2 separate regions of the Mus musculus genome follow, and region 1 is linked to region 2. A link is a loop called in an ENCODE intact Hi-C map of the cell type or tissue named here. Cell type or tissue: left cerebral cortex. All regions are shown on one strand. Each heading gives the region's core, and the rest is flanking DNA. Links, peaks and the distances in the headings are about the cores only. Region 1 overlaps Nmt1 (N-myristoyltransferase 1). Region 2 holds the start of Eftud2 (elongation factor Tu GTP binding domain containing 2).

Evidence for each region. Hi-C counts contacts between places; a loop is a spot of excess contacts. Peaks named below come from ENCODE experiments on the same cell type or tissue, not always from the same donor. Only the 100,000 strongest peaks of a DNase experiment are listed, where the experiment ranks them.
Region 1: it touches region 2 in a loop (2.1-fold over the local background); 1 of 42 quality-filtered maps calls a loop at or near these places.

What each region holds. Positions count from the first base shown.
Region 1 is chr11:103,032,143-103,037,513 of GRCm38, reverse strand. All of the region lies in intron 1 of Nmt1 (N-myristoyltransferase 1), which reads right to left. Among named protein-coding and RNA genes, the nearest start is that of Nmt1, 6.3 kb to the right of the region's middle. In left cerebral cortex, for the core only: no CTCF peak of the experiment used is centred there; DNase peaks (open chromatin) are centred at 140, 2,271 and 4,312; H3K27ac peaks cover 4,536 bases.
Region 2 is chr11:102,878,221-102,883,591 of GRCm38, reverse strand. Eftud2 (elongation factor Tu GTP binding domain containing 2) reads left to right here and starts at 2,617. Exons shown (of 28, transcript NM_011431.3): 1 at 2,617-2,697. It overlaps Ccdc103 (coiled-coil domain containing 103), which reads right to left and starts at 2,368. Exons shown (of 5, transcript NM_028492.3): 1 at 2,277-2,368; 2 at 1,161-1,240; 3 at 896-1,047; 4 at 386-518. The coding sequence starts at 1,038. In left cerebral cortex, for the core only: a CTCF peak has its summit at 2,641; DNase peaks (open chromatin) are centred at 1,878 and 2,425; H3K4me3 peaks cover 1,980 bases; H3K27ac peaks cover 2,355 bases.

The DNA.
Region 1 (5,371 bases), core at 106-5,105, 150 kb before region 2:
GCCAACTCTGATTCCTCCAACTCTCACTGACATCTGCTCTAAAATTATAATCTTCTAAAACATTATATACATATAATTATTTACATAAAATGATGGGTTTCTTTCTTCGCTTCCCAGTGATTTTAAAAATGTTCGGAGTGTGGAGGCCACATCACACAGCTGCTCTTCACAACCCCTCCCATTACACTGCACACAGCGAGGAGTTCAACAATTGTATGCTTGCCTGATGCTTTCTAGGCACAATGGACTAAAATAAAGCTCAGAAAAGCTACAGCCCAAAAGAGGTCAGTGAAGCATCCCCAGTGCAGACAGCTGGGCCAACAGTCTGAGAAAGTCAGAAAGTGCTGTGCTCTTCTGGGCCTTGGTTGAGATTTCAACTAGCAACTTCCTGGCCACGGCCTTCCTTAGGTCATCTGTTCCCTGAAGTCAAAGCAGAGGAGAGTGCCACTGGCTGTCCAAATGGTGCCGTCTGCAACACCGACTGCAGGCTTATGAGAACAAAGTTCAGAAGGCAAAATCTGTAACGTTTGGTGACCAGTTTCTTTCTTTTGCTTTTTTTACATTGGGAACTCATCATGGCAAACCTTGAACTCAAGATTCTCTCGTGCCAGCCACTTCTTGTGCATACCTGGGCATGTGGCTTTCTTTTTTTTTTTTTTTTCTTTTCCATTTTTTATTAGGTATTTAGCTCATTTACATTTCCAATGCTATCCCAAAAGTCCCCCATAGCCACCCACCCCCACTCCCCTACCCACCCACTCCCCCTTTTTGGCCCTGGCGTTCCCCTGTACTGGGGCATATAAAGTTTGTGTGTCCAATGGGCCTCTCTTTCCAGTGATGGCCGACTAGGCCATAGCATGTGGCTTTCTTTTCTTTTTTTTTTTCCTTTTTTTTGGGGGGGGGGGGTAAGGGGGACACAGGATTTCACTAAATGGCCCTGGCTGTCCTGGAACTCTGTAAAGCAGGCTGGCCTCACAGAGATCTGCCTGGCTATGCCTCCCAAGGACTGACATTAAAGGCCTATGGGACCACAACTGTCTTTATTAGCTTTAAGTGTAAGTGTGTATGTTTATACTTGTGTGTGCTGGTGACCTTGGAGACCAGAAGGAGCTGGAGAACCCTTTGCAAATGAAGTTACCCTTAGGGCTGTGACAGAGACGGAGAAACAGAGGGATATTTACAAGGATGCTCAGGAGGAAGCCAGGTGGCAGGAGTCAGTACCAGCAGCCTATTCTCTGCACTGTGGCGGCTGCTGGATCACTGGGTATTACACCCCAAACTCTACATGTCCCCACCAAGTAGTTAGATTGGGGGTACGGAGCACAGATGGCTCAGCAGGTAAAATACCCACCGCCAACCCTGAGGACCTGGGTTTGAACCCAGGATCCACATGGTGGAATGCAGAGAACTGACTTCCTTTAAGACGTCCTCTGAGACACGTGTAGTCATGGTATACCTGTACATTCACAACTATACACATTAAAAAAATACAATTAAAAAAACCCCAAAACAAAAACTTAATTGAGAATCCTACACTACTCTGGTCCCAGAGGCACTAGGAGGCTCTAAGAAGGCAGGAACTGCAGAGGGCCACTTTTACTGCCACCTTTGACGCTGCAGATGTTTAGCAGGTTCCTGTCATGGAGGAGAGCTGTTTTTAAGAGCTCACAAAGACTATGATAAAACGGAATAAAAGCTGGACCAGCAGGGCTAAGGGAAAATAAAACTGAAATGAGGATAGGCAGGGAAATTCAACAGCTTGTCTAGTGCACTGGGACACAGCAAGTCAAAGCTCAGACTAAATGCTATTCAGTCCTCAGCCCATGTCCACTGAAGGTGATCCAGGTCTGTTAATGAGTTTAAAAGGCTGGCCAGCTCCACTGCTACCTAACTCCCTAGTCTGAGAAAACTAGGTTTTCTCAGGTTGTTGAAGAAATCCAAAGATGATTCCTGCTGCTACAGGATGCAGGAGCTGGGAATCCTGCCCAGTGGCTGTCCCTATCACGTGGAAGGACCTGGGTCTGAACATCAGCTCACCACCATCATCACCAACAACAACCACAACAAACAACAACAAGGAGCCAGGATACAAAGATCATCCCCAGAGGAAATTACAGCCCCAAGTTCATCCTCTCGTGTCAAGAGCATGAAGTGGAGGCTCACGACAAAATCAGAACTGGTCTTCCTAAGCGAGGTGAGAGCTTGTTAGCACACACCAGCAGTAACCACAGTCACCCCCCAGCTGCTCCTCAACCAGCAGCACTAGACACGCGGGTGTTAGCCTGAGGTGCTGACTGCAGAGAACACTGTGTCTCCAGGGCTGCAAGGAGGGACACCGCCTCCTGGAATCAGAAAGAGGCTTTCAGAGAAGAGCTTGCTGAAGCAGGGACTGGGGCTCATGCCTGTACTTCTAGCCCTTGGGAGGCTAAGGCAGGAGGATCACAAGTCTGAAGGCAACCTTGGATGCAAGCTGAGACAGTCTCAACAAAACAAAATAAAAAAACAAACAGCTGGTTGTGGTGGCGCACGCCTTTAATCCCAGCACTTGGGAGGCAGAGGCAGGTGAATTTCTGAGTTCGAGGCCAGCCTGGTCTACAGAGTGAGTTCCAGGACAGCCAGGGCTAAACAGAGAAACCCTGTCTCGAAAAACAAAAAACAAACAAACAAACAAGAATGGATGTGCAGATAAGATAAGGTGGACAGGGGTGCTTGTGGCCAAGTCTGACCGCCTGAGTTTGATCCCCAGAACCCGCATGGTACTTCTGACTCCCACAAACTTGCTATGCAGACACAAGACATTCACACAATATACACACAATAAGTAAATGCAATAAATTTGTTTTTAAATAAAGAGTTCGCATTTTTGCCGGGCAGTGGTGGTGCACACCTTTAATCCCAGCACCTGGGAGGCGGAAGCAGTCGGATCTCTGAGTTCGAGGCCAGCCTGATCTACAGAGTGAGTTCCAGGACAGCCAGAGAAATCCTGTCTCGGAAAAAAAAAAACAAAAAACAAAAATAATAAAGAAAAAAATTTTTCAGGTTTTTAAAAAATTGTGAGGAAAAAGCTACAGAAGTACCTCTCTACACCCCCTAATCTCTGAGCTCCAGAAAGAAAGGGTTAACTGGCAGCCTGGCAAAGCTGACAAATTTTGGAGTGAGTGAGCAAGCGAGCGTATTAGTTCAACAGTGTGGAGATCAGCAGAACCAGCTTGCCACGGGCAGCCGTCGCCCTGAAATAGGCTTCATTGGCTTTTAATTTCTTTTGCTCTCCACTTTCTTCTCTTTGAAGCAGCTCTTGATTAGTTTCTTTTTAAACTGCCATTTAATTAGGAAATATAATTAGAATACTTATTTGATAGCAGTGATGAGAGTTCTCTTCATTTCTGCTTTGATCTAGTTTTGAAACACCAAAAGCTGAAGAGAGATGGAGCAAGTGCCTGAAGGACCTTCCCAAGTGCTCCATGCAGCAAGAAGCCAACAAGGAACCGCTGAGAGAGACCAAAGGGAAAACAAGCAAGTAAGGAGAGCTTGCCAGAGTTTACCTTCTGTCCTAGCTGCAAGCAACTGTCACCCTGACCCAGCCTGGAGTCCTCTGAGAGAGGCTGGAGTGAGGTACTGTCTAGATCACATTGGCTTTAGGACCTGTTCTGAGGGCAGATACTGGAGGGACAGCCCACTGTGGGCAGCACCATCCCTAGGCAGAAGGTTACATAAGAAAGAAAACTAGGGAGGCAGAGGCAGGTGGATTTCTGAGTTCGAGGCCAGCGTGGTCTACAGAGTGAGTTCCAGGACAGCCAGGGCTACACAGAGAAACCCTGTCTTGAAAAAAGAAAGAAAGAAAGAAAGAAAGAAAGAAAGGAAGGAAGGAAGGAAGGAAGGAAGGAAGGAAGGAAGGAAGAAAGAAAGAAAGCTAGCTAGCTAGCTGGGGAGTGGTGGGGCACACTTCTAATCCTAGCACCTGGGAGGCAGAGACTGGTAGAACTCTTGTGAGTTTGAGGGTACCTTGGTCCACAGAGCAAGCTCCAGGACAGCCAGGGCTACACAGAGAAATCCTGTCTCAAAAAACCAAAAGAAAAAAACAAAACAAAACAAAACCCTAAGAGCCCAGAGAAATGGCCTAGCAATTAGTGCTGGGCATGGTGCCCCATGCCTGTGATCCCTGCCCTTGGGTGAGAAGCAGGGAGTTCTTGTGAGCTCAAGGCGAGCCCAGTACAAGTTGCAGGCCAGCCAGAGCTGCGTGGTAAGAGACTGTCTTTTGAAAAATTCCTAGTGGTTCTTCTAGAGAAACTAAATTTGGTTCTTAGCATCCACAGACAGTGACTCACAACCATCTGTAACTCCAGGGGAATGGATGTCCTCTTCAGGCTTCCACAGACAGCAGCACACAGACAGCAAACACACACACACACACACACACACACACACACACACACACAAGTGTGAAGACAGTGGAGCGGCACTGGCTAAGCACAAGTGAAGGGGTGAGCCCCCAAGCAGAGGTCCTCCTCAGGTTCCTGCCCTGACTTCCCCTCGACAGTGGACCGCAGCCTGGAACTGCAAGCTACATAAACCTTTATCCAAGCAACAGGAAGTCAGCTAGAATGCCTTCTCCCAGTGAAATCTACTGGCTTCCCTCTGTTTAGTTATGGACCTTGTTTTGAAATGGTCTCATTCTGTAGCTTTGACGGGCCTCAAACTCCTGGCAATCCTCTGCCCTCGGCCTCCTCAACACTGGGATTACAAACACCATTCTACAACATACACCAGCACTTTTTCCTAAGAGTCTTCATAGGTAACAGTACCTTTTGAACAGGACATGAGGAAAACCCCTAAGATACCATTTCAAAAGCAGAAGAGGACGGCAAACGTCACTGTGGGGAAAGGCACCTGCTCCACAGCCTGATAGCCTGAGTGCCACCCCTAAAACTCACATGGTGGAATGACCAAATGACACAGTTGTCTCTCACCCTCCGCACATGCATGTAGCACGTGTGCACCCACAAACATACACATCCCCATATGCAAAACAAATAAAAAATTTAAATGCAACAATTTAGGGGGCTGGGTGGAGAGATGGCTCAGAGGTTGCTGAGTGTTCACAACCATGTATAAGTTTAGGTTCAGGGAACTGAAGCTCTTTTCTACCTCCCTCAGGTATCTGCACACGCATTCGCATGCACATACACATAATTAAAACATTTCCAGCTAAAATTAAAGACTTAAAGAAAGAAAGGACACAAGCAAGAAACAGTTCAAAAATAAAAGAGGCTTCCGTAATAAGCCGGAGGGTGGCTGGTCTCTGTGTCTCAGCAATGTAGGTAAGAAAGTCTGCTAAAGGTGCACAAGCCTGACGGACAGACGGACGGACGAG
Region 2 (5,371 bases), core at 222-5,221:
GCCCTTTAGAGTGAGTCAGAGCTTGCTCCGAGAAAAGTAAAATAGTGTACAATAAATCTCTGGGAGAGAAAAAGAAACTCAAACGAGTGTTGAGTGTCTGACAGGCTGGGTCCCTCTCCAGTACTGCCCCAGGGTCATTATCCTGTCTACCACATGACCAGATGAGGAAAGTTAGAGGACTGTTGCGCATGTCTCTACTCAGCGCGACCATCTGATTGCTGTTCTGGGATTGGTATGTGTGTGTGTGTGTGTGTGTGTGTGTGTGTGTGTGTGTATCTGTTGGCTGTCATGAGACATAAGGAAGAGGTATGGGCTGTAAGAAGACAGGGTCATAGCTTTATCACAGAGAACTCCTGCTGAGCTAAAGAGGCTAGCCCACACCTACCTGGGGTATTTCAGTGACCACATCTTGAGAAGTCCTTTCCCGAGTAGTGTGACAATTCCAGGGCACAAATCTCTTTCCTCCCATCTTGTCCTTTTGTTCCAGAGGTTTCAGGTGTGATGCAAGAACAATACCTCTGTGTCAAAGGTAGAGATTGGGGAATGAGCTTAATGATTCCCTGTGTGGAGGGCAGCTACTTGGCTACACTTGTTGACGGGAAACAGGGCAACTACTACAACAGCAGCAGCATAGAGGGCTGAAAGTCTTCACGCACTTCAAATGGGCTAGCTGCTGTGCTCAGCATCTTTCAGGCCATAACTCATGCAACGATAGCAACCATTCCTCTCTCTTACAAAATTGAGGCTCAGTCAGGTTAAGGAGCTTTGGTAAGATCATCAGGTAGCAGAGGGTGGGGGCATGACAGAAGCCTAGAATGATCTCAATTTAGACTGCTTGCTTTTAATTCCTGTAGCCCACCATGAGAGGAGGGCCTGAGAAAAATAGCAAGCCAACCTGAACTCCTCATAGGAAGGCACCCTTTGCTCAACTGCCCGTAACTTGGCTGCGTTCTCCCTTTTGTACTTCTCGTCAGCAGCAAGGGCAGCCTGCAGCTCTTTCTCCAGGGCCTTGAAGTTGATTACATCGTTCTTCTCCATGGCTAAGGCCTGGGAAGGCAAGAAGAATGCATGTCAGCAGAGCTTAAGTCTTCAGGGTAAAGATGATGCCCTGGGATTCATTGCCAGAATGTGAAATGACCCAAAGCAATCTGATACTTAACCTGGAGTGTTATAAAAATCTAGTTTCTTCCTTTACAGGTAAAATGGAATTGCGTGATGAAAATGTATTCCAGGCTTCTCACTGAGAACAAAACAGAAAGGTTTCCCGTTTGAAGTCTTGACTTTGCTCTCTGCTTCTAACAATATTTTAGACACTAAGGGCTGGATCAGCGGTAGGATTTTGCCTTGTGAATGCAAATGCCTTGGGTTTGATCCCCAGCAAAACACAAAACCACAACACACACACACACCTATTAATTCAGGTGTTTCATCTGAGGAGGCAATTTGGAGTTCAGATTTCTGACTCTTCATTCTTTCACATAGGATTTCTCTATATCAGTTTATTACCATAAAGGAACAGAGCGGGGGAGGGGGGGAGAGGGGAGGACAGACACAGATACAGAGAGAGACAGAGAGGTTTCTTTTATTATCTACTCCAGCTCAAGGACAAAATTTCACACTTCACTAAATGTCTTTAATGAAGAAAAAAAAATCACCTCAACCAAAAGCAATGACAAAGCAGGAAGTTGAGAAGTGTCAGAAGGAGAAAACTCAGTAGCCTCCATCCCCAAATCCCTGAGCAGCACAGAGCGGCAGGCAAATGTGTGCTGTGTGGGCATTATCTCCAGTCCTACCACTGAAGTCCTGCCGCCTCCCGGTATGTGTCTGATGGGGCTGTTTTCATAGGAAGCTATGTGTTCCGGTCTGGCTTCTGACATTTACTTATGATACCTCTTTCCACCTCAGAATCCTGGTGAGCTGGAGCCATAGTTCACTCATGATCAGCCCTAGGGCAGGAAATGAGCTGGTCCGCAAGCAAATCCACAGCCATCCCAACCATGATGGGAAATGGAACGCCGAGAAGTGGGCTGTGTTACTCAGCCAACAATTGTACTCAAGAGTCTCATACCCTAAGCAATATTTTGGGGGGTGAGGAGATCTCGCTGTGCCTAGTTTGCTCTCTCCAAAACTTCTGAGCTCATCATGATCTAGGCTCAGCCTCTAAGCAATAGAGACGATAGACTCTCGCTACCCGACCCATTTCTCTGTCGAGTTCTAAGCCTTCTCCAATTATAGAATGACTAGAGCAATCCCCTTTACTGTCCCTAAACCCTCACCCAGTCTTGGACTCCCTGCTTTCTCTCGAGAAACCCCGGATCTGGTAGAACACCTTAGTGCATCGCCCTCGCAACAGAGATTGTTGCCTAGCAACGGCGCCACCAGTCTGCCCACGTGACCGGCCCGAAGGCCCTCCTTTCAGGCTGTCCTAAGGCGCCTGATCAGAATCCTCCGGCCTTGCTTTTTTTGTGGAGAAGTCCACGCTTCGTTTTGAGGACCAACAAGTTGGCCTTTCCCATTTCTGTCTCCGGGGCCAGAATTTCTCGAAGCTGTTCCTTAGGCAGAGCTGTCCTCCGAGGCGAGGCGGTCCGGCGACGCGCTCGGGGTCCTTCCTAGCGCCGGGCGCCGGCGTTGTCGCGGCGTGCGGCGGAAGCGCGGGCTCAGGCGGCGGACCGGGGCACTCGGCTGAGCATTCGGCGGGTGAGCTGGCCGGGAAGGGTCCTTTCGGGGCTTGGGGAACGAGCGAAACATGAGCTTGGGAAGAGGCGATTTATATAGTACTTATCCCTTTCGCTTAACGAACGCGTAAATTGAATTCTGGCGTGGGAAAGAGAATGAAAGACCCCAACGCACGCACACACCGTCGATTCCGGGGTTTCCGCGGTCCCCAACGTGGTTAAGATCCTGTCCCTTAGTAGAGGTGGCGCTGTAAAGACCCAGGCCCCTGCCACTCCCCCTTCCATCGGTGCCTGCTTCACCGCCAGACTGTCTCCATCTTCAAACTATTCTGCATCCGAGCTGACTGTGATGGCGAGTGCCTAATTTTTGCGCTCTGGAGATGCAGACAGAAATATTGGTGCAGGTTCAAGGCTAAGTAGCGGGTCTGGTTCAAAAAGCCAAAACCAGAAAAGATTCCAGCATTCCTTTGAGATTCTGCGTTGCAGTGGGAAGATGCAGTTTTGGTTATTTAGAGTAGCTTTACTTAAACTAAGCATATCACTAATTCACTCCCCTACCCAAAGCCACCCTCGAAAAACAAAACTAGCAAAACGTATTGAGGGCCTATTTTGTCCCAGGCACTGTTGTCGTTTTGCTCCTATTTTATTATTAACATTTATCAGTAGCGGGCACACACACATGTTCCCTAAGTACTACTCAGGCATAACCTTGACTTTACTTAGGCGAGGGGTGTAACTCGGTGGAGAAGTGTTTAGTAGAGTGTGAGGCCCAGGATTCGATCTTAAGCACCCAGCCACACACTAAGAGATTAGTGTAAGGGTGGCCTGGCAAGTATATGTGGAGTGACAAATAGGTGACATTAAAGGAAAAGGGTGAGTTAAATGAATTAAGAAGGTATACATAGCCAGAGGACAATGGGAATGACAATTATCCTGGGGGCAGAGATGAGTTTGGCTTGTTCAGTAAACAACCTTCTTTAAAAATTTGTGATGGTAATCTTGGGAGAAGACAATGAACATAATTGTGGTTGCCTCTTAGAAATAAAAACAGTAGGTATACTGTAAGAAATACCAGAATTTCAGAACAAAACATTCCACTCCCTTAGCTTTACTGAGTGTCTTTTTGTGCAAGGTGCTGTCAGGGGCATTGGTGCGTGAACACAAAGGAGCATGGGGATTCACGTGCTCAAGAAGGTCAAGTTTTGTTATGACCAACATTTGTTACTTGTTGCTTTTTGAGACAGGGTCTCTCAGGATGTATGTAGGATCATGGGTATAAGATCCTATGCTTGGATAATCACACTGTGTGTGTTTCTGTGTGTGTGTGTGTGTTTCTGTGTAGTAAGTGAGGATCAGATGTGCTGTGGCTTGCAGGTGGAGGTCAGAGGACAGCTTCAGGGTTTGGTCCTATCTCCTCCTTACTGCCAATACCAGGCTAGCTGGCTCTGAGCTTCAGAGAATCTCTGCCTCCCATTTCCTGTTGGCCGTCTAGGATCACAGACACTCACACTACCCTATGTAGCTTTTCAGTGGGTTTCCAGGACTGAACTCAGGTTATCAGGCTGCACAGCTAGGTACTTACTCATTGCCTTTATAAGGTTTTAGGCAATAATAAATCACTCTAAGGAGGTAAACTAACTTCTGTGAGTTACGTCATCCTTAGAAATGAGGCCAAGATAGGATGGATCGAGGTCTTTAACCCCAGGGGCCTGATGCTTTTTCCCCTGCTCTGGTTTGTGTTGCTCGCAAACCGTAGAATTGTTTTTTAGAATAACAACAGTTGCCTAGCATTTGGGACAGAAGATACTGACGAGAGTGAGAGGCTGAGGGGCTGGGAAGGCTGGTAGGGTGAGATCTAAACTGTTCTTTTGAACAGAATATTCAGTCGTTGAAGTGGGGGGAAATCTGCTGATGTTGCAGACAATTGTAAGGTAGCGTGTGGTTGATGAGATTCGAACCTGGGTCCTTTAAAAGAGCAGTGAGAACAATGAGTTCTTACCCATCACTAAGGGACAAGCATGTCCGCTGTCACCATAATTAAGGGTCAAAGTTAGAATCATCAGTGAGGACAAGTTGGAATCGTGTACCTCTCAGAGCAGAGGCAAAGCCACACGAAGGGAGATTCTTCAAAAGCCTTGGTTTGTAATCTGGAAAAGTGTCACGTGAAAGTCAAGTACGATCCTAGTTTGTGTCCTTAGCAGTGTCGTTTGTGACTGGAACAGTTTCTCAAACTTGGTGGAGCCTGTGGATTAGGTAGTATAACCTGCTGGTATTCATTTTTATTTTGATGATTGCATTGTGATATTTTGAGAATACTATTTTTTTTTTTTTAAGTGAGATGCTGGAAAGAGAGTTTAGCATTTCAGAGTACCTGCTAGGCAACCATGAAGACTTGGAGTTAGATCCTACCTAGAACTCACATGACAATCCTCATGTTCCTAAATGATCCAATGCATAAAATTACACACACACACACACACACACACACACACAGTTTAATTGATTAAATAAATACAGAAAGGGAATAGGTGGACTAGGCATTACTTGTACACCTGTTATGTGGGGGGGGGGGGCAGAGGCAGAGGATCTTGAGTTGAAGGCCAGGTTGGGATAACAGTGAGAACCTATTTTAAATGTAAAAATAAAGCCAGATGGGACTGGAAAGATGTCTCAGTGGTTACGACCACTGACTGCTC